Linked DNA regions of Mus musculus: all the other regions are linked to region 3. Evidence: chromatin loops called from intact Hi-C (ENCODE). Cell type or tissue: left cerebral cortex. All regions are shown on one strand. Links, peaks and the distances in the headings refer to the core of each region. The heading gives the core; the rest is flanking DNA.

Evidence for each region. Peaks named below come from ENCODE experiments on the same cell type or tissue, not always from the same donor. Only the 100,000 strongest peaks of a DNase experiment are listed, where the experiment ranks them.
Region 1: a loop joins it to region 3, with 4 times the contacts of the local background. A loop is called at or near these places in 7 of 42 quality-filtered maps.
Region 2: it touches region 3 in a loop (9-fold over the local background); 6 of 42 quality-filtered maps call a loop at or near these places.

Annotation. Positions count from the first base shown.
Region 1 is chr1:168,189,725-168,197,406 of GRCm38, reverse strand. Pbx1 (pre B cell leukemia homeobox 1) reads left to right here. Exons shown (of 9, transcript NM_183355.3): 5 at 1,524-1,659; 6 at 5,970-6,129. Among named protein-coding and RNA genes, the nearest start is that of Gm51671, 150 kb to the left of the region's middle. In left cerebral cortex, for the core only: no CTCF peak of the experiment used is centred there; a DNase peak (open chromatin) is centred at 3,855; H3K27ac peaks cover 503 bases.
Region 2 is chr1:168,422,645-168,430,326 of GRCm38, reverse strand. It overlaps Pbx1 (pre B cell leukemia homeobox 1), which reads left to right. Exons shown (of 9, transcript NM_183355.3): 2 at 2,385-2,458. Among named protein-coding and RNA genes, the nearest start is that of Pbx1, 5.7 kb to the left of the region's middle. In left cerebral cortex, for the core only: no CTCF peak of the experiment used is centred there; DNase peaks (open chromatin) are centred at 3,126, 3,316, 3,827, 4,792 and 1 more place; H3K4me3 peaks cover 2,500 bases; H3K27ac peaks cover 2,500 bases.
Region 3 is chr1:167,937,640-167,945,321 of GRCm38, reverse strand. No RefSeq gene overlaps it. Among named protein-coding and RNA genes, the nearest start is that of Lmx1a, 250 kb to the right of the region's middle. In left cerebral cortex, for the core only: CTCF peaks have their summits at 2,322 (motif pointing right) and 3,192 (motif pointing left); DNase peaks (open chromatin) are centred at 1,967 and 3,069; H3K4me3 peaks cover 386 bases.

The DNA of each region.
Region 1 (7,682 bases), core at 2,376-4,875, 250 kb before region 3:
GCATGGTTTGGGAGAGTGACTTGAGCTTGCCGTAGCCCAGACATATGTAGTTGATACCTATGGGCAGATGGTGTTCATCCGGTAAAATCAGGTACTTTATTGTGTTAATTAATGCAAGAGGGACCCTGAAAATACAATATTAGCTAAATTTCCAGTCTAGCAAGGCCACCGGTGCTTTCTGTTGGCTAAATTTGGAAGTTTCTATCCTGATATAACCAGAGATGTTCTGGAATTCTTTTCCTTGAGGAATAACTTGGACAGAAAGCAAGGCAGGTAAATGTGCTATTAGAGAGAATTTAAAAAGGAAGGCTTCCCCCACTTCAAGGAAAAAAACCAGGCCTATACAGAGCCTAGAGGCCTCTTTGAGACCTTCCCACCACCCACAGGCCTTAGCATTGAGGAAGCAATAAAGTAATTCTCACTTGAGATTTGTTCAATTAGCACCCCTGTGTTTTTTAAAGGCAGAAAAATGCTTTTATGAAGAGAAAAATGGTCTTCTTTTTGGCAACCTGTGTATGAGGAAGAATTCTGTGAGCCTTTGTTTTACCATTTAGCGGCTTCTCCTGCTGCAAAATAACCTTTCTCTGTCTGTTCAGGGAGATCAGGCAGTCAGGGGTTAATTCCAGTCAGTTTCCTGACCTCTTGCCCAGATGACTTTTTAAAATGTTGGATGCATTTGCATGGGGATAGAATAGAGAGAAAATGATAACTTAGTTTTAATTCGGGGCTTAACAGAATCTCTGTGTCACAGTTTGTATAGAAGCAAGAAGCTGAGTTGTATGCCAGGCAGACCTGAACTATCTCCATACCATACCTGCTGAGTGACTTAGAACACAGTATTTAATCTTAGAATAGGGCCAGGCTGTGGTAACAGTGGCAGTGGAGGTGGTGAGAGTGATGGCGCATGTCTTAATCCTAACACTTTGGAGGCAGAGGCAGGTGGATCTCTGAGTTCGAGGCCAGCCTGGTCTACAGACTGAGTTCCAGGACAGCCAGGGGTACACAGAGAAACCTGTCTTGAAAAACAAAACAAACAAACTAACTAACAAAAAAATGATGTGTGGATAAGAATAGCTCCAGCTACGTCACAGGTGGAATAAACGACTCGTTCCTGCTCATGTAGGAAGGGCCTGGAATGCAGCCACTGAGTTTGGCTTTTGTCTGGTGCTAAATACTCTTCTGAGTCCTTCTTGTACATGGTCCTTGTACACTACCTTGGAACTCTATACATTCAGTTGAAGAAACTGATGCTTAGGTGACATTCAGTCACCACCCAGTTGGTATCTAGCTGGTCTAGGATTTAAACCCAAGGTGCCCTGAATGTACAGATGTATTTAATTCTCTTCTCCCCTTCATTCGAACTACAGAGCAAATGTGCTTAGAAGTTTGGGCATTTGGCCCTTTTGCAGATTAACTTGAACTCAACCTTTGTTCAAAGCTGTCTCTTCTTCTAGAAGCCAGCCTGCTCTCCGTTTGCCTAATTTGACCTTCTTTCTCATCTCTTTCCCTTTCTTGTTCTGAAGGCGGAAGAGACGGAATTTCAACAAGCAAGCCACAGAAATTCTGAATGAATATTTCTATTCCCATCTCAGCAACCCTTACCCCAGTGAGGAAGCCAAAGAGGAGTTAGCCAAGAAGTGCGGCATCACAGTCTCCCAGGTGAGAAACCCTTGAAGAGCCAGCTTGTGGCCTTGCCTGATGGAGCCTCAGGGGGGTCTTGGAGGTTTTTCTTGGGCCTTCGGGCCTTGTAAGATCCACCAGGGAGAGCCTTGAAAGAGGAAGGTAAGCTCTTAGTACTTGTGAGACAGTTTTCAGGTGAGTTTAAAAGCCCAACCAAGGGAAACAACCAAAGGAAGAGAAAATTTAGAATACAGTGTGCAAAGAGAGACAGGCTCCTCCTGGATGGAAGTGTTTATTATATAATACCCGCACGTTCCGTGCCGTTCCTTCTAATTCCGTAGCAGTTTTTTTTTTTCTCCAAAACCAGGAACTTTAATAAGAGTTGGTGACCCAAACTACTTGAATGAAAGGGATGTCAATGCTTTCTCTTAGTGTTCTGACTCTACAAGGAATAACTGATTTGGAGAAGGAATTGAGAATGCCACTGGTTCCATTGGAATGGCACTGAGTGTCCCTTCCTCCAGAATGCATTCACTATAACAGGTCTCCACTGACGTGGAAAGATGCATGATGCAATAGTTGTATGCACATGGAATCTCTTAACATGAGCAGAATAAAAAAATAAAAAATAAAAAAAGAAGCAGTATTGAGCCCCTACTTTAGCCTAGAAAAAAAGTATAAGAAAAATTACATACTCCCCTGGATTTGAGAAGAAGACTTCCTTACAGTAGTGACTGTCTTTGGAAACACCCACTTAGGTAAGGCAGCATGCATATGGGCCTTCAGTGGCTCTGTGACCTAGCTGAAGGTCCTTTCCAGTCACATCGCTTAAAGAAAGAACCTCAGTAGTCAGACTCAACTAGTCCAGTCTCCTGTTTTTCTAGAACTGTTCCCATTTCAGTCTAGGTTTAGATTTCTTGTCTATATAACGGGAAGACATGATGTTCCTTGCTCCTGGTGGTGGATCTGACGAGTGAGTTTACGTCGGGAACCACACACCTCAGTAAATTCCCATGGTAGCGTCCTCTAAACTACTCCATGGACTCAAGGCAAAGTCCATAATTCCAGATTTTAAATTTATCTAGAAATGAGGAAGAAGCCTTCTGGAGTCAGGTTGTAGCTAACGATACTGGCATTAGCTCTAGCAACCTCTACCTCCTTCATGGTGGAAAGCCAAGTGCTGAATACTTTGTTCATTAAAAGAATTATTTATATGCTGTGTCTCCTTTCATCTGTTTCCTATCTATTCCAAGGCCATGCAATTCTTGCCTCCCCCGACCCCCAACACACACCCCATCACCACCACCATCACAGTAACAATTACAACAGGTAGGCTAAGCTGCTCCACATTGTGAGGCAAAATCTGCTGAGAAACAGCATGATGCTATTCATAGACTAATAGGCTGGGGGCTCATTTTTTTGGCAAGGGTCAATGTGGGATTCTAGAGAACTCTTACTTTTGGAGAGTCTTTATTATACCATTTACCAAGCATGGCTGGTTGGAAGATACATGTTAAAGCTGTCTATGTTTCTCATATTTAGTGATGTATACTATTTTTCTTAAGTTTCCTCATGTGGTAGAAGTTCACTAGCCACCCTTTTTAATATTCACCTCATGGGAGCTGTCAGCCATCCTCTATTTCTTAGTACTACTATTGCATTTCCTCTCTTCCCCTGGGCCAGCCCCATTCAGTCCTTTGAAGTCCCCTCTCTCCCTCTCCTCCCTCTCCCTCTCCCTCTCCCTCTCCCTCTCCCTCTCCCTTCCACCCTCCACCCTACAACTGTTTTTTCTTTCCTTAGCTTTCATCAGTCCATGCTCCAGCCAGTGGACCTTGCTCACCTTTTTTTTTTTTTCCAGTCACAATTTTTTTTAACATGTGCTAAAAAGCTCTTGGTTTCTCCCGTGACCCCCAACAAAAATAGGCTCATATACCTGAATCCATCTGAAATGCCTCTGATAACTGTCTTCTCCCCATGCTCCCCAAAGAGCCCTGCACCCCTATGAGTGCTGCTCTGAGTGTGGTCCTCAGAAAGCAGCATCAGCAGCATCAGTAATACCACCAGCACGTCACCTGTGACCTATGAGAAATATGGACTCTTGTGTCTTATACCAGCTCTGTATCTAAATCTTTGCAAGCAGGTTCTGGAATCAGCTCTCACGAGCCATCTGTGAATGCTTAACTCGGAAAAGCACCGTTCTACACACTCACAGCTACAAATGTAACTCCATTTGAATATCCAGATGGGGCTTTTGTCCCGGAACACTAAACTCATGTATCTTACTTCCCACTGGATTTTGCCGTGGCTCTGCCCATAGGCTCTTGAAACATAACATGTTTGAGATGTAAATCAAACAGTCCCCAGAAAAACCTATTATTCTTTCTCTGTTGTCTGACTCATGCTACTTCATCCGTATGCATCCCTAGAGCCCGTCTCATATTAGGCCTTTAGTCTATGACAGTTGAGTATTAATTAATGAAATGTGAACTCTACGTATTATCTGAGGTAGAAGATACTGCTATGTAGACACTATAGGAAGTGCCATGACCTATCTAACATATTCCCAAATCAAGTCTCTTCTCATTTAAACAGGAAATCCTTCCTGCAGTCCCTCCCCCACCACATCTTCCTTTCTTGTTTGTCCACATACAGCTACTAGAAATGGACCTGGGTCATTCCCTTTCTTCCTGGAAGGGTCCCCTAAATTACCTTCATCTTTTCTGTCTTTTTTCCAGTTACTTTTGAAACACGTACCTACCTTTTCCCTCCCTCCCTGTTGCACATATAAATCAATAACCAGTGATAATTATGATTGATTCATATGCACGGTGAAACTTAGATCAAGAGAAATTTGAATTTCAAAGTGCAGTTAGACGTGGCGTCGTCCTGAACCGAGCTCAGAGGCACACCTCCTCCCCCAGTTTAACTCTGTTTCTCTGCATTTGCAACAAATAAAGCAGTTTATTATTGAATTTTGTTCTCTCTTGTTTACTAATATTGCACTGGTACAGTTTGATTTTTGTAACAAAGGCTTGGCATTTCTGCTATTGTGTCAGCCACATAGGCCTTTGAAGGATAGCGAGGCCTTTGAAGTTTTAGCTTTGTTGAATGCATTCAAAACTAAGTGTAGTTTTTTGTTTTTTTTGTTTTTTTGTTTTTTTTTTGTTTTTTTGTTTTTTGTTTTTGTTTTTTTGTTTTTTTGGTAACCTTACATTTTCTTTATCTGCCATTGTTGATGAAGGGTAGAGTGGGAGTTATAAGTGATGTGTGTTATATGTGGGGTCAATTTGTTCTTCCCAGTTCTGTTTTCATAGCTTGTTGTGTAACTAAATAAAAGCCACAACAGTATTGTCCAGAATCACCGCTAGAACATAGGGTGCTTTAGACATCCCTCCCCAAGGCAAGACCCCTGGGGTAAATGTCAGTGTATGTCCTGACTCCTTCCTGGTAAGAGTCTCTGTATAGATGAAGAAGAAGTACCAACTGGAGCCAAGACAGCTGCTGTGAGCCACAGGAAGGAAATAAATTAACAAAAGGAAGTAAATTAGGTTTATCGTGTTCATTGGCTTTGAACATTTAAAAGCAGGAATTCAAAGTAATAATTAGCTGTATGAGTCAGTTGTTTGGTCTTTTTTTTCATACATAAGATCAAGCTTTGTACGGCACAATACAGTTAAGACTCAAAAGTCCATATTAAGGTCATTTAACTTCTAAAATTCTGAATTAATGAATGCATGGAAGCATCCATATGTTGTTATAGATTTATGTGGACATTTTAAAGGTCTGTGCATTTTGATTGCACAGTGTCAGTGTTAGCATTGCTTTAAAAAGAACAAGCATACTGGGCAGTGGTGGCACCAGCCTTTAATCCCAGCACTTGGGAGGCAGAGGCAGGCAGATTTCTGAGTTCAAGGCCAGCCTGGTCTACAAAGTGAGTTCCAGGACAGCCAGGGCTACACAGAGAAACCCTGTCTCTAAATAAATAAATAAATAAATAAATAAATAAATAAATAAATAAATAAGAACAAGCATTTCTCTTAATACATTTATTTAAATGTCATAAATAAATGTAGATTTATTTAAAGATTTAAAATACTTGTTCTAAATCGGGAATCCTAGCATTGGTGAGCAAGTCTTGCACAGGGGCATCGTATTCACAGTGGTCTTGTGGAATTTTAGCAAGCCCACAGTAGGTAGTTGGTCCTCTTTAAGATCTTACTTTTGCTTCCTCGAGGGTGAGATCACACTATCCTGCCCTATCTCTCGATCCCTTCGGGGACCCTTCTCTTTCTCCACGTCTTCTGATAGCTGAAGAGCTAATTCTCCCTTCTTCTCTCCTGCTGCTCTAGGTATCAAACTGGTTTGGAAATAAGCGAATCCGGTACAAGAAGAACATAGGTAAATTTCAAGAGGAAGCCAATATTTATGCTGCCAAAACGGCTGTCACAGCCACCAATGTGTCAGCCCATGGAAGCCAAGCTAACTCGCCCTCTACTCCCAACTCAGCGGGTTAGTTTCCTCTTTGATTTGGGGGGATTATTCTCCATTTGTGTATTCGTTTTCCCTACTTTGAGATTTTGTTTTGATGCGTATGCGTTTTGACTCATCGATTTATACTGCAATTATCATTTGTTGTCAGTGACAATTCAGGTTTTTTATCTTTTTATATCCAAAGGACAGTGTGCTTTTTAAGGTGGGGCTGTCTGCAAGTTTGCATTGCAATGCATATGTTTAACTTAAAATGGAGGTATATTGTTTGGATTTAATGAGACCTCTAGAATCACTGATCAAATTTAACATGTAGGCAGTTCCTTTGGATTTTCCTATGATGTTTTCATCCTTGTTTATCTTGCTGTCCCCATTGTGTCTGGGTCATGTGCTGGCGTGCCTCCTGGGCAGGAATATTCTTCTAGCAAAGGTCTCATTGGCAAATTCCAATCTCCAGGGCCAGGCTACAGTATTTCCTAGAAGCTGATTAGAGATATTATTCCTTATCGTTTTCTTTAATTGGTTTTCCTTATGTAAACTATCAGGAAAAATTACAAGCTATTAAGCCAAACTTTTCCAATTCTAGTGTTCATACTGGAACCTCAATCATGTGCCCTGGGTCTAAGATTTTTTTCCGTGAACATGCATTGTACACTAAATTCAGACTTTAAGCTGGCATAGAAGTACATTTTTAGAAATGCCCTGTTCTGTTACTTCTGAACCTCCATGATTCCAATAAAAAGTCAGTAATATATGAAGTATAACCTCTATGACTGTTTGCTGCAGAAAACATGTGCATACTTCTGGAGGGGAGAAAGGGAAAACAAAAGTTTCCTTATTTAATATGTTTAGTATCGGAAGTCATCCTACTCTATAACAGACAAAACACATTTATTTGGAATGTGGAGTGTCCTTCTAAGTCCGGTGATACCAATAATATACTAGCAAATCCAAATATATTGATTTATAATGCGGTTGCATATATGATGGCTGAGGTTTCTATAGAGTATATATGATGACGTCGGCCTCACAGTCTGGTTGTTTACGATGGGGCTTCTTTGTGCCGTATGCTGCCTTTGTAACTGGATACCTTAGGGCACCACACACTTTTCTTCTGTGAGCTGCTCCATGCATTAATTTGTTATCATTGGGTTCTCCAAGTCCCTGGGCTATACTACCATGACCTTCTTTTGTTTAATTGGAATCAGGCATGAGGAGAGCCCTTGGCTTTGTAAACATTGGCATCATAAGACACTATTTAATTTGATCCAGTTTTATGTTACTCAGCTATTAAGGTCAGGCTGCCCTGAAGAGAATGCTTTTGAAGGTTTTGTTGTTGTTGTTGTTGGCCATTGTTGCTCTTCCTCATTGTGGTATGATTGATAAAAGGTCCAGGCTAACAGGACCAATAACCACAGTTTCCTCATTCCCTATCTGGTTGATTATTGAAGATTTCAAACCCAGCATCACAAGGTGAACTGCGGTGCGAGGCAGACATTCTCACTTATCTCCTTGGAAGAAGTATAATTCTGTCAATATTAGCAAAAATGCACTCAACAGTCCTGCAGAGGTTA
Region 2 (7,682 bases), core at 2,376-4,875, 480 kb before region 3:
AACTGAACCACCACCAGGTATACATAGTTCTCCACTTTAGGATTTTTTACAGCAAGTCCTCTTTCAAAATGAAAACACAGGTTAAGTGGCAAAGCCACTAACAGCTTGCCCAAGGCCCAACTCAGTTAGGAAGGATTTAAAAAAAAAAAATCTAATGGCCACATATGTCCACACAATTGCTCAGCTCTGTTAAATCTCTGAGTACTTTTTTATTTTGCTTTGGAATTCTTTTAAACATATTACAGAGTGACTAAACCTTATGTGACTTAGTTATATGGTTAACAAGTAATGTGGATTTTATGTAAGAGAAACACAGCCTTGAGAAAGTAAGAGGAAGCAGCTAAGAGCACGCATGCTATGAATTACATTCATTTTAGCTGCGAACACATGGAACATGTAAACTGAAATGCTAAGGCTTAGGATGCCTGAAAAACTCGAGACTGTTAAGGACCCCCCCCCAACTATTTTCATGCTTTTAATGGGGGGGGGGAGATTTTTTGAAAAATTAATTGGTCCTCTTTTCCAATGTTATTATCTGAAGAAAAGCTAATGGGTATGACAAACGAGAGGCTCCCCACTGGCAACTCTCTCTTGAATTGGAACAGATTCCTCCATAACATTGTTCCAGAAAAATACACTCAGACACCACTGATCAACTGGCTTGATCACAAGTTCTTGAAGTGGAAGAGGCCAGTGAACGTGGGTCCTCACTACTTTTCTGCTCTCTCTTTTTTGTGAAACTGACGACAAACTCTTCTCAGCGGGTATCCCCTTTAATGGCCTAGATGCTGAGAAAGATCAGATGCAGTTTGGGGATGGGGAAAAATCCAGTTGTCTCTCTCTAACCCCATTTGTGTAGCGTGGGGAGGCAAAGCTTCTAGATGAGCTGCCAATTCTTTGCATTTGGGCCTGTGTGTGAAAAAAAAAAAAAAAAAAAAAGACTAGTGGGAAGTATTTTTAAAGACCCAGAAAAGATCTTAAATACATTGAACATTCTGTTTTTTAACCCCTTCTGAGAACTAGGTTGCTAACCCCCCACCTTTTTTTTTTCTTGAAAAAATGTAACTACTTAGACTATTAAGCTCTTTTTCTTTCTTACTAGTTCTACATTTGAAGTGCATATTTGTTAATTCAGAAAGTAAGCCATAACTATTTTAGATGCTGTGTGTATGTACGGTTTGAATTTCGAGTTTACTATTCCCCTGTTACAATTGTACAGAGCATGTTTGTGATGCGATCCCTGCCTCTCTGGAGGATGTGGGGTTTTGTTTTTGTTTTTTTTTGTTTTTTTGTTTTTTTTTGTTTTGTTTTGTTTTGTTTTTTCTTTTGGTTTGTTTTGTTTTTTAACTTTAAAACTGATTGAAAAAGAATTGAATGTGTTTTGAGTGCCCGGGGGTTTCTGCTTATCTTTACACATACATTTAGTTAGTAAACAGAATTCCCTTAGCTAGTAGCTGATAACATCAGTATTTTGTTTCCAAAACAATATCATTCTGCTAAGTGAGTCTATAGTAAACTAGAAGGAAGGGCATTGTTCTGTCCCTCAAGTGCATTCCCAGTACAAACATGCACAACCACAGGTAAATCACTAATCTAAAAGGCAAAATTGTATTTATTTTTTCCCCAGTGGGTGCAAGGTCCTAATTGTAAATAATTGAATTTCAACACCTGCAAATAAGCCGTGTGCGCACAAGAGCCATAATGTGAACACAGAGAAATGAATTTATTCCCCATCTGGGTATGTTTGCCCCCTGGCAATGCATTTCCATACTCTTTAACTTGGGGACTGAAATTTTATAAATTGACAGTTCTACTCACAAGACCTTTCAAGCATCTTATGTTTATGAGAAGACAGGGCGTCTGCAGAATGAATTCGAACACATGGATGAATTAAATTTGAAAACACACGCGCACACACAGACACACAGAGGGAGAGGCACAGCTCCTAGGCTATGGCCCTTACAGAGATTATACAGAACTGTTAACCTAGGCATTTGGCCTTGATGCATTCATTGTCTTGGGTAGGATTCTTGGTTGAAGAATTCCACTTTGGTTTTAACCACTTACTAAGGGGTGGAGGGGAGAAAGAAAGAAAGATGAAAAGAAAAACCCTTTCCCTAATGGGCATAATTTAGGTTATTTCTGCTCTGTAGTTAAATCCCTACCCTCACTGCTAATTACCATTGCTTCTTTTGCTATGGTGGGACTTTGTATATTAAGTCATAAAAACAACTGAAGCATGCCATAGAGTTAGGCTTGGTGTATATTTTTTTTTTTTTTTTGGCTAAGTGTTGAGGTCCCCTCTGTACCTTATCAGTTTGATCTTGAGTGTCCACCTAAGCTGTTGTGTTTGTTTTTTGTTTTTGTTTTGTTTTTTCTTGCAGAAAACATGCTTTAAACTGCCACAGAATGAAGCCTGCCTTGTTTAATGTGTTGTGTGAAATCAAAGAAAAAACAGGTAGGAATGAAAACTCCAACCTTTGGGCCTTTTTCTTTGGCTAGTTAAACCCGCTGAGCCTGCAGCTCCTCTGCTGTTCTTGGGACCTTAGTGTTTTAGAATGCAAGCGCTACCAGGGAAGTCCATGGCTGCTTTCTCTAAAGGGAAACAGCTTTGACAGCCGCTTTCAAGCAGTATGTTGTCTTTAAATCTGGCCCCAACTCTTTTTGAAATTGGGGCTAAGGCAGAGGTTTGGACGGGAAATTTATAGAATGATATGCCTTTGGGGGAAAAATACAAATGTAAAAATCCATTTCCTGAAGAAATAGATTTTTGTCTACAATGACTGACCCCCATCTCTCACCCCTGCTGTTGGGCAGGGGAGTAAGAGCTAAGCTGTTGTTTCCTTTCTTTTTTGGCCACTTTGTTCTTTGTATTTACACAGAGTCACCAACTTGAGGTTCTCAAAAGAGTGTCTTGGAATACCTTTGTGGAATGTCCAATTCAATATTAGGTGAACGGGCTTTTGAATGGCCTCTGGTTTTTCTAGCAGGGACCGACCCTCTTTAGATTTAGGGCACTATGTTATCCAGAGATCATTCCCTCTCTTGTTTTGCTACTTTCTGAGCCTCATATCATAGACTAACACACTTATAACACATCCCAGGAGGGCATTTAAATTTTAAAGCAACAATTAAAAAATCGCAGTCATCAATCAGAGGTGTTCTTAAACAACAGATGTGCGGAGAAAGGCCACTTAGCAACTGTCCTCTTGTTTCTTTATCTTGGTCCTTAATTTTCCAAAGTGGGTTAAATCGCTCCCTTGTAAGAAGAAAGGGTGGGGAAGGCGATCTAACGCCAGGGCATAAAGAGGGACTGGGGGGGTGCATGCAGACAGGGAGCGGCTGCTGGTCTCTGACTTTCTCGCCCACTTTAAAGCCGGGCAAAGTACCTGCCATCCCGTATATTTATTTATTTTTTACAACAAGGTGTATAACAGTCAATAATTCATATCTAAACCATATAAGCAAGGGCATGACATAAATGAAAGTGACAATAGATATGATTGCATGCTCGGTTGATATACATTGATAGTTACACATGGGAAGGGGGGAGGCTGCGGAAGGTGGCTTTCCTTACGTCTCTCCTTTTAAAGGTCTCTCTAAATGTCTCTCTGGATTTCTCTGTTAAGAAAAAAAAGAATCTTTTCAAGGGGTCACTGTTGATTGAATATGCAATTACTCAGGTCTTTCAAATGTCTGTGAAATTAGTAAATAGTTCCTTTGTTGGATGGTGCTTGTAGGGGATGGAACACGCAGACAAAGCACCTGAGACAGGCTTCCCAGACCTCTGAATCATCCAGGTGCCTGTGCCAGGACCTAACCTTATTGCAGAGCTGATAATTGCGTCGTTTTAGCCATGAGAGGCGCCTTTTGAGAGATGTATTGATTGTGCATACCGATATCAAAGGAGCTCTTCCTCAGTGTGCCTCTTAGGTTTTTCTTGTTATTTTGTCTTGTTATTTTCTTTCTTTCCTTCTTTCTATTAGCTCAGAGAAGGAAGCCGGGGGCTCGTGTGCCTATGTGTCTCCTTCTCTCCTAATTTTCCTTCTCGTTTGAAGTCTTCTGTGGTTATTCACTTTGAATGGCGGGTTTTGTTTCTCATCAAGTTGGAGTTTTGTTTTGTTTTCTAATCTCGGTTCATGAAATGTAGAGTCACAATAAGAAGGAATCGGAACTAAAGGGACAGAAGGAGAGTTTCTCTTTAAAGATACTGTATTCTGTATTTTTATTGGGAAGGGTACCACTGAGGTCACCGACTTGTACATCATGGCCCAAGTGTTCAATTCTCATCTCCTAATTAAAACCTGCTGAGGTAGTGTAGATCAAAGTGGGTGGCTGTGAAAAGAGGTCCGATTCAGGTGCGCAGTGAAGACTTCGCCCATGATTAATATTGGCTACGGTGCCGGGGGTGGGGTGGAAGTGGGGAGAAATTGTCGAATTGGCCAAAATGATGTTCTTATGGTTGGAAGATATTAATCTGTTTGTTGGTTGTTGTTGTTGTTTTTTTAAATTATTGTCAATATGAATATGGTTGGAGTCTTAAAAATAATATTATTTGAAGTTTTATGTGTTATTGATACAGGATGCCTTAAAGGATAGCTTATGAAGTAATGTAATTAGTGATGGTTCCTGTGTGAAGAGGGGTACAAAACAAGATTCTATGGAGAGGATTCCTGACTCGGGGGAGCAGGAACTCGCTTTTATTCTTCCAGTTGAGTGTTGGGAGGCTGGAGAGAGGGAACAGACGGAGGTGTCAGTGGTAGAGCAGACAGTACTGTGTTTAAAATCAGCTTTTATTACTAAGAACCGTGTGATTTCTGTGTTCAGGATCTGGGCTGCCTGTGTATCTTCATGCCTTTGATGCCCTGGGGTAATGAATGCAAAGTGTCTGGAAAGTTGCACAAGTCTTTCATTTCAGTGCCCGTTTCTGTCTGTCTGTCTGTCTGTCTGTCTGTCTGTTTCCCTCTCTTTTTCCAAAACTAGTAAAAAAAAAAAGGTGGTCTAAAAGACCAGGTCACATGCTTCTGTGCTGTCCTGGAACTTTTCTTATTGGGACTATCAAGGCCCACAGCACTGAACAAGTGGCCTTGCTGAGGCCATTCAGGGTAGAGCAGATCTGTGTACTCTGGCCAGGAGCTGGGGTGTGTGTGTGTGTGTGTGTGTGTGTGTGTGTGTGTGTGTGTGTGTGTGTGTGGTGTGTTGTGTTGGCTTGCTGCTGCTTTTGTTTCTTGGGTTTTATTGATTTAGTTGGAAGATTGAGGTAAATAGGAAAACTTACAGAGATGCCTGATCAACCTTTTTGGTATTTAAAAAACAAAAACAAAAAACACGTGCATGATACCTAAGGCAGGCTGCACGGACTGAATTATAGTTGATTGATGGGTATTTAAGTCAGAAATTACTTTGGGATTTTTGAAAAGTAGATGAACTTGAGTGTTTTGCTTTTGAGTGTGGGGAAGTGTTTATTTTGATACTTTATGCTTTTAAAATATAAACGCTAAGGTAAAAAATAAAATGCCAACAAAATATTCAGGTTACAGCTTGCGCTCAGCCTCATGCAGACCCTGTTGAGAGCCACGGCAACAAACTTTACAGATGTGCCTTCCAGCTGTATCGTCAGTCTGGGACCATAGCTGCTTTAAATACAGAATTTGGGTCATTTACAATCAAATTTCCTTTTAAAGAACTGTCACTTGTCCTTTTACATGTTAGCGATAGGCTGCATTTTGCCTGTGTCTACGTGGGCTGGAAAATGGGTTTCTTGGGACTGAAGAATAGGAGAAAAAAGTCAAACATGTTGATTTTCTGAAGGAGGAAAAAAGATCTGCAATATTTAATAAATACTTAAAATTTTTCTTTTTAAAAAATGTTTACACTTCTCTGTCCAAAAAAAAAAAAATCATAAGTTTAAAAGTCAGGAAAGGTGAAAAGAGAGCCTTATTTACTAAAGAGAGGAGTCCGAGACACCTGGGAGCAAGCTGCAATTGTGAGTGAATTTGAATTTTAGCACCTAATAGCTTTCTCTGGCACTCCTCAGCTAAGTTTATACCAAGTGTAATCTGCTCTTGAGTTCAATCAAATAATTGGAGGAGGGTTTAAAAACCGATCCCCCCCCTTTTTAATCCTCTTTTGTCTCTCTGTCTGTCTGTATCCAATTAACACCCCCATCGTGGTGCTGCCGATTGGCTTTTTACCCTTCCCCTTATTTCTCTTTTCACTCCCACCCTTCTCCATCCTGCATGCCACTACCACAGCAGTTATAGGATGGGACACTTCCTTCTCTCCCTGCCCCAGGAAGAGCTAGAGAGGTGTGTGTGTGTGTGTGTGTGTGTGTGTGTGTGTGTGTGTGTGTGAGAGAGAGAGAGAGAGAGAGAGAGAGAGAGAGAGAGGACTGACTGTGGAAGGAAGCTGTGTGTGACTTCAAAAGACACAAGTGACCTTGCTCCTTGAGCAGAACTGGACTGAAATAGCTGTAGACAGTCTGGAAAGGCCTCCGACCGGGTCCCTTTCCGAGCTGGGTGGGAGTATTGGAGATGCTAGCCTTCAAGGCCTGGCAACTGCAAAACCTTTTATTAATTTTTGTTTTTTTTGAAAAGACATCTAAGGAGTGGAGAATTTGGTCCTTTCAGGCTGCATGCCAGGGAGAATGGGCTAAGGAGAGGAAGGAGCAGCAACCATCCCTCCCTCACGAGATACTGGCTTTCCAAGTGAGGCACACGTGCTGTAGACCATCAGTGTGACTCTGAGAGAGTGTCGGGCTGTATGTGTGTGTGTGACTCTGAGAGGGTGTCGGGTGGACTGGAGGGAAGTCATGTCTTGTCTCCAGGCATTTCAGTGCCTTTCCATTCCTTGAAAGTGGGTTTCCAGACAGATGAGCTCCCAAGAAGTGTGAAGAGGGGTAGCGTATGATTTGCTCGTAGCGTCTCAAAAGAGATCGAGGGCAATAGTGTGTTATTTGTTTCCTCACCTGGATAGAACTTGAGAGACAGTTTGCGTGGAGACTCTGCAAGAGGCCGTGTGCAAGGGAGAACATTAGACCTAGAAGTGCCTGAGGTGCAGACTAGGGGCTGTGAGTAGTTCCGGAGGGGCTGAGATCAACTGGAGATTCCGGGACTCAGCTCCCAGCCCGGGCTCGGCCTTTTAAAGGCTTTGCCTCTGTGTTCTGTTGATATCCAAAAATGTTCTCTCATTCTTGGCAAAATTACAAAAATACCCCTGAACCAGTAAACAAACCCAAACCTAGATATTGGCCATACGTAAACACAAAATCATGGGAATTTTTAAAGTAGAGCTCTGGCACCTTTAAAAACATTTTATTTTAGTTATACTTATGTATTTATTTGTGAGGGTGCAGGGTGGGGGAGGTGAGGGAGGAGTGCCATGACAGATGTGTGGAGGTTAGAAAACAACTTTCAGGAACTGGTTCTCGCCTTTCAACGATGCAGGCCCTGGGGATCGAACTCAGGTGTCAGGCTCAGCTGCGAGCACCTTTACTGTCAGAGGTATCTCACAGGCCCCTGGCTTCTATTGTGACCTACCTTGGATGTGTGTCCCTTAGGAAAGCCAAACCTCAAGTTTTGTTCTGAATATCTTTTAGATGGAAGTGGTAATGTCTTTTTCCCCCTTGAGACAGGGTCTCACTCTGTAGCCCTGGAACATGTTATGTGTTATGTATACCAGGC
Region 3 (7,682 bases), core at 1,890-4,389:
ATCATTGTCATGGCATATTGTAGAAGCTAGATACAGTACAGAAATAAACCTGACCGTGTTCCAGTCAAACCAGGGTTTCTAATGTTCCTTACTGTTGATATCTGAGCCGAGTATTTTCTTTTCTTTGTTTTCCAAAGGATTTATTTATTTTATGTACATGAGTATACTGTCTCTGTCTTCAGACACACTGGAAGAAGACATCAGATCCCATGGTTGTGAGCTACCATGTGGTTGCTGGGAATTCAACTCAAGACATCTGGAAGAGCAGACAGTATGCTTTTAACCACTGAGCCACCTCTCCAGGTACCCCCTTTTAAAGATTTATTCATTTATTATTTATTCATTTTATGTATAAGTTCTCTATCTGCATGTATACCTACATGCCAAAAGAGAGCATCAGATCACATTTTAGATGGTTGTGAGCAACCATGTGTTTGCTGAGAATTGAACTCAGGACCTCTGGAAGAGCCTCAGTACTCTTGACCACTGAGCATTCCAACCTCTTCTCCTCTTCATATTTTCTTGTTTCAGGGCTGTTTTGCATATGGCTTCCGAAGCAGCACCCGCGGACTTGGCCCACTCAATGCCAATAGTGTCCTACCTATTTCATTATTGACAAATGTGTGTCAGAGTGCCCCCAGACATTGCCAAAAGCTCCTTGGAGATAAAGACATGGAAGCTACAACAAAGTGCAAAAACCTTACAAAAGCCAGTCAATTTCAAGCTGGTTTCAACCATGAGCTAGCTGGGTAGATCCTAGCCTGGGAGAAAAGAAAGAATGAGGGAGACACTTAGTGGTGTTCTATGTCTGTGGAAGCTGCTGATTACCTCTGGTCTCTAGCTTCTGTGGGTGGGGCTTCTTTGGCTACTTCCTATGTCTAAAGCAGGCAAACCTTTGGAATGGAACTGGTACAGTTCTTGGGGAACAGCAGGGGCTGATGGTTTTAGATTATGAAATGACCTTCCTTTAGCAAAGGAGGCTTGAGCCATGCATAATCAATCCCTGGCCTCCGCACATCCTTGTAATCCTGCAATTAACCTGCTCTAAGCAAAGTGTGCAGTGTGAAGCATCGCAACAGATGAAATTAGAAAATAAAATAAAAGCAAATTTGGGTGTTTGTTTGTATAGTAAACATTTCAGCATCCACCACGATGAGCGGTCCACCTGGTCGTGAGCGGAGCCTCGAGCTTCCCAAGTATTTTGTCTCTGCCCTGGGCCTCTCTGCCTCCCCAGCCTGAGGAACCCAGGACCTTGAACCGTAGCTGCTTCTTCCCACTTTGCATCATGTTCCCAGTCTGTGCTTTTTACACAGCCTCCGTTTCTTCCAATAAACCTCAGAAACTGCTCTGCGCACTCATTTCACACTTATAAATGTGGATAGAAACCTAGGCGAGGAGCTGTGTGAGACACAAAAGAGACAGATTTCAATTGTGAGGGCTCCTTCCCTTGCCTGACCTCGGGCAGCTGAGGCCTCTACAGTATGTTAAGATCTGGAAGATGCTCTGAATAATAAAATGAAATAAAATAAAATAAAATAAAATAAAATAAAATAAAATAACTTTTCCAGGCTGGGAGACGACCCAGTTGCTAAAGTGCTTGCCCTAAAGGCATAGGGACCAGAGTTCGATTCTCAGAAGCATACACAGTTGGGCAGAGCAGAGGCATCAGACATGAGGAGTCCCTGGGGCTGGCGAGCTCAGCAGTGTTGGGGAATTGGCAAGCTTAGTGGGAGACCCTGCCTCAAAACTAAGGTGGAGACCAATACAACCATGAAAGTGAAGACCAAAAGCTTCCGAGCCAAAGTCTCTCGTGATCGAGAAAGTGGTGCAGAAAGACGTCCACAGTCACAAAAAAGAGAAGGGGTACATGTCACCCACTTTCTGGCAGCCCAAGGCAGGGCCACTCTGGATGTGGTCCAAATGCCCTTGGCAAGAGTATGTCCAGGAAAAACAAACTCGACCACTATGTCGTCATCCAGTTTCCCCTGACTGCCAAGTCAGCCATGTCAGACAAAGACAATGACACACTTTGTTCGTCATAGGTGCCAAGGCCAATAAGCCCCAGGCTGGGAAGAAATTCTATGTTGGAATAACCAGAATCAATCAGGCTGGCGGGGAGAAGAAGGCACAAGTCCGTCTGACTCCTGATTATGGTCCTCTAGCTATTGCCAACAAATCTGGGAGCACTTAAATGGAGTTCCAGCTCCACTGAAATCCAGTTAAATCCCGCGGATAATTCTTTACTTAAAAAAACAAAGGTTTATTTTAATTATGTGGTGTCCACCTGTTTACACAATTGATCACAGGCACTCACAGAGGCCAGAAGAGGGCACTAGATTCCTGGAGCTGGGGTCACAGGTGGTTGATAGCTGGGGATTGAACTTGGGTCCTCTGTATGAGCAGGATGCAATAGTAACCACTGAAGTTTCTTTCCAGCCCCAAAGATAGACTTGTAGTTAGAGGTGCTAGGGATTGAACCCAGGGCCCCATGCACTGAGCTACACTCCAAACAGCTATTGATCTTAACTACACATTATTCACCATGAAAACAAACAAAACAAGACATCAAAGGGAGTAACTGAGGAAGCTACTGGACATTAACCTCTGACCTACACACACACACACACACACACACACACACACGGAATACATATATACATGACCAAACACATATACACATACACAAAATAGTTTTGCTCTGATAAATAAATGAATAAAAGCATCAATGCAGTTTCTCTTGCTTGGCCCTTTCTCCATGTTAATATTAATGCTGTGTTTTACGCTGGGGAGAAGACAGTGCTGTTTGTCCCAGAGCCGGTAACGCTGGTATGGCAAACTTCAACACAGTGTGGAGTACAGCTTTAATTCTCATTCTTCAAAATTCTGCTCCTCAGATTTTTACCAAAGCTAAAGCAGTCATTTTCCCCGCGCAACTGGCCACGTCTGAAGGCTTGGCATTGAACCTTAGGGAAAACAGACTCAGGGGCCGGCTCTGACCGTGAATACAGGAGACTAGTGCCTTGCCAACACACAGGCCAAAAAAAAAAAGGAGAAAAATACAATCCCTTGTGAGGATGTGGGGGAGATGCACACCTTTTACAACAATTTGTATCACTTTTGATTTAATGTGAGAGAAATGGAATTCTCTAGTAGCCACCCCTGACGTATTTGCATGAGATTCTTGCGCCATCCAGTGGATTTCTTGTGAAATTGCATCAATCGCTTGAGCCTTAAATGTCTCTTAACCACCCTGTGTCAGTCACATTCTACTCCTTTTTGCTATTTGTATTCAACATATTGTATCTATTTGTGTAATTTTGAAATAGTCAACAAAAGTACTTATTACAAAAAAAATACAAAGGAAGTGATTTTTAAAACAAAATAAAAATTTAAATTAGTCAATTAGATAAAGCAAGGCAATCTGTATTTAAGTATGTGAATATCCAGATCTGAGTATCCTAGAACATAAAGTTCCTTGACTCTAATGACAGATAAGCTAGAAAAAGGACAGGCATTAATGCACCAGTTGGGATGGTACCATTCAGAGGTGCTGGCCGAGCCGATAGATACATCATAGTGAGAATGCCAGAAGTCAGAGTGCATTTAATCCTAACTGCCAAATGTCACAGCTTAGCAACTGCCTGAGCATTGTCAGTTGTTTTTCCTCACGATGCTGCTGATGCTCTGGCTGACTGGGAGCTGCGGCTGACTGACACTGTCCAACCTGGAGACGGGGTCATGATGCCTGTCACTAGCCAAGGAATTGATCAAAAATTTGAAATGTGAAGCATGCTTTCTGCTGAATTCACATCACTTTTACAATGCTGTAAAGTTCAGCCCTCATACACGAGACATCATAAGTCAAGGACCATCTGTCCTGGTATTGAAGGTACGGCTGGTTTTGCTGCTGTGGGGCACTTGTTGTTGTTGCTGCTGCTGCTGTTGCTGTTATTTTGTTGTTGTCGTCCTTGTTGTTGCTACTGTTGGTGTTGTTGTTGTTGTTGCTGCTGTTGGTGTTATTGTTGTTGCTGCTGCTGTTGGTGTTATTGTTGTTGCTGCTGCTGCTGTTGTTATTTTTGTTGATGTTGCTATTGTTGCTGTTGTTGTTTTTGCTGCTGCTACTGTAGCTGTTGTCTTTATTGTTATGATTAAACATTGGCCAGGCTGCTCAGTGGGTAAAGATGCATGCAGCACAAACCTGCCAATCCTAGTTTGTGCCCTATATTCCATGTAAATAAAGATGGAAAGAGAAAACCAAACTGACCTCACGAAGTCGTCTTCTGACCTCTGCGTGTTCAACACACAATAATAATGATGATGACGACGGTGATGGCCATGATGTTTTAAAAATGAAACAGTAAAAAATATCCGGTAAAGCAAAGAATTGTTTCTAGGTTCGTTGAACACTGACCTTTCGCAAAAAAAGGCATTCATGAACAAAGTTGGTGGGGACAGAACGGGGTCTCCTGAACTGCTCACTGCATCTTAGGATATCTACCAGCCTAGCCACACGAAGCCTAGCCACAGAAGCTAACAGGAAACAAAACATCACAAGTTCCTGAAGATCCCAGAGGACAGAACCTGGCAGATTCCCCGGTGACCTGGACCCTCCTGGGAGCATAAGAGTCTCTTAACCAGATGTTCTCTGTGACCTGAAGCTGTGCTATCTTCGTGTCCTTCTGTGTGGACAATGTGTTATTTTCCTTGGGATACATGAACAAATATGTATTCACTCCACATAGTCCACCAATGCCAGACCAAAGAAATCATTTCATCCAAGTCCAATTTGGTAATAATAATAACTTTATTAGAGTTACCTACAGGATCATGAGAAATTTATGGGCAGCTACTCCACCTAGGAATATCTCCATTCGCCAGAAACTGTTAACCACTTAGGTATTTCAGGTGAAGAGAGTATTCCTATCTCACAGAGTCTAGTGAGCACTTCATGAGGCTTTTGAGTTTCTTTTCCCTTTCACAGGGCAAAGCTAATAGGCCCAATGTGAGGGCTGGTGTGGGTACTCAAAGCTGCTTTGGTTTTAAGACAGTAATGGTTGTGCTGTTTCCAAAGGACAGTGATCCCATCTTGAAATGGCAGACAAGGCATCTCAGAGAACACAAGGGTGGCCAAAAGAAAACGGGGATTCTTGGAGCGTCAGAATGATAGGGTAGCCGGGGTACCAGGTGGAGCTCTGGACAGTGTCTCTTAGATTTTACCGCAGCAACACAAGAGGGCAAAGAATAGTCCTTAAAACCAGGAATGATGACCATGGAGCTGATGGCTTTAGCTCTGGGCTTTGGGTTCTCCAGACTGAGTTGTCCTCAGTTGCTAAAGTATAGAAGTCTTAGGGACTTTTTTTTTTCCTGTAGGTCTTTAAAGCATAAGCCCTGGTTCTTAGTTCTAAACACTGTGTCCAATAAAAAACAAAACCACACCCAACTGAGACAACATGCTATTAAAACTAAGCGTGGTGATCCGAGACCAGATGTTTGCTTGGGCGCTGCAGATAGCTTCCACACTGTGAGCCTAACTCCTGAAAATTGTTTAACAAGGGTGGCTAACCATAGAGAGTTACCCATGAAGAGAATATGGTCTTTGTTAAACAGAGTCAGAAAGGCCGTAAATGTTCATCATCTTCCCCAACTGAATTCTGGGTCCCTACCTCATCCTAGCTGCTATCCTGGAAAAAAATACAAAAAAATGACTGATTCAAGGGAGACTCTGCCCAGTGTACCCCCCAATGGCGACTCCTGTCCACTGTGCCTTTTCTAACTGCCAGGGTACCCTACTCATGATTCCCCTCCATTCCGCATCTTCTGCCTGTGAAGCCTTTGTCCTTGAGCTCGGGTGGGCACACAATGCCAGGCCTTCAAGGCTCTGCCCGTGGTGGTATTCGCCACTGCTAGAGTGCATACTTTCTCCTCTTTAACTTCTGCCATAGCATTGTAGACTCCTGCCCTCTACATCTCTTGCCCTTTGGATTTTTCAGGCCTTTCTTCGCCACTTATCCAAGGCCTTCTCCAAAGCAGACACTCGTGGCCACTCTTCCTACAGCATGAGGTGATATGAGAACATCCAGGATCTTCTAGACTGCAGACTGCACGCACCATTCTGATGGATCAAGGTTTCTTTGAAGTCCCTGAAATTGAGCGAATGTTATATTAGATGAGCTCCTCCTCTGGGGCATCGCCTGCTGAGGGTCTCAGCTTCAAGGGTCTAAGCTTTCCCTTCGAAGAGCTTCACCCAAAACAGACTCTGTTATCCCCAAGACTGTACAAGCATCATCACTCTCCCCTAGCCAGGAAATGGTTGGTTTGGGTTTTGTCTTGTTAATTTCCTCAGTGTGTGGCCTGGCAGAAGTTCTAAGACAGCGGATGACAGCCACCGTCCCCTCTTTGCTTCCCTGGGAACCAGGGACAGTGTTTGTCTCATTTCTTTTTATGCCAGAACTTGTAGGGTTCCCTACTACTATTAAATGGGTAGCAGCTAGGCCTCTAACTAGTCACTCTCTGGGACAAAGGGATTATCTAGAAAAGCATGTGCCTGCCCTGAACATATGTAAGGAAGAGGCTGAAGAACTCTGAAATGCCTCAGCTAGGAAAGGCTTTGAGGTTCACTAATCCCTGTGTCCCTCCTGGTAAGAGGCGCGAACCTCCTCCTGCAAGTTCCACACATGCAACATAACATGGTTTGCACACACACACACACACACACACACACACACACATACACTTAGCTAATTAATTAAAATGTTTAAAAAAGAAATAGTTCCGAAATTACAAGGGGAGGTGGAAGATGGGAGATGGGGAATGGCTCTGAGGTTGTTGCCTTGAAGAGCCAGAGTTGAGCACCCATGATGATCTTCATCAGCTAGTCTCCCAGTGCAGAGCAGACAGAGTGGATGGAATTCTGCTCACAGCCACTTGAGGGCAGTTCTCCTCAGCTCTACAAAGCCTGAATAGGATGAAAGACTGAAGACTAAGCTGGGATGGGCCAGGGATATTCAAGAGGCAACTAGTGGACTGTTCAAGTCTGTGCAGCCTGGGTCAGGAGCTTACTGGGTGGCATGTTTACAGTTTGCCTTCCACTGGGACACTTCTCAGGTTCACTGGGTAGTGCAAAGGAAGAAAGGGATACCCGTGGAGGAGGGTGGCGACTCCAGTTCCTGCATTACAGGTCACACCTATATCCCCATACATCTGCCACTACCATAATTGTTCTGTTTACCTGCTACCAATTGCTTTATTTACATAATCCCAAGCAAGCAGTTTGGTGAGAATATGCATAAAAATCACAGGCAGAGCAGGACAGGCACTGGACAAAAGACTGGCCTCGTTTAAATAGAGAACCAGACACAGCCTGAAACAGGTGACCTCAGTTGTTGATCTAGAAAACTTCCAGGGTCTTGCAGTCCTGCCTGGTGACCGTGAGAAGCAGGAGAGGGAGGGACAGGCCTAATTCCTAAATGAGATGGTCCTTCCTGGAGACAGAAAATGGTAGGGCACAGCTTACAATGAAAGATTTCAAATTCTAAATAACAGCCCTTCCCCCTCCTCCCTGGAAGGACACAGTCTGAAAGTGGATCCGGTCTGACTTTTATAAACTGCTGCGATTGCTATTATACGGGGACTCTTGTCTTAGCTGTGTATCAGAACCCTGGAGCTGCTTTCAGAGCAAATGC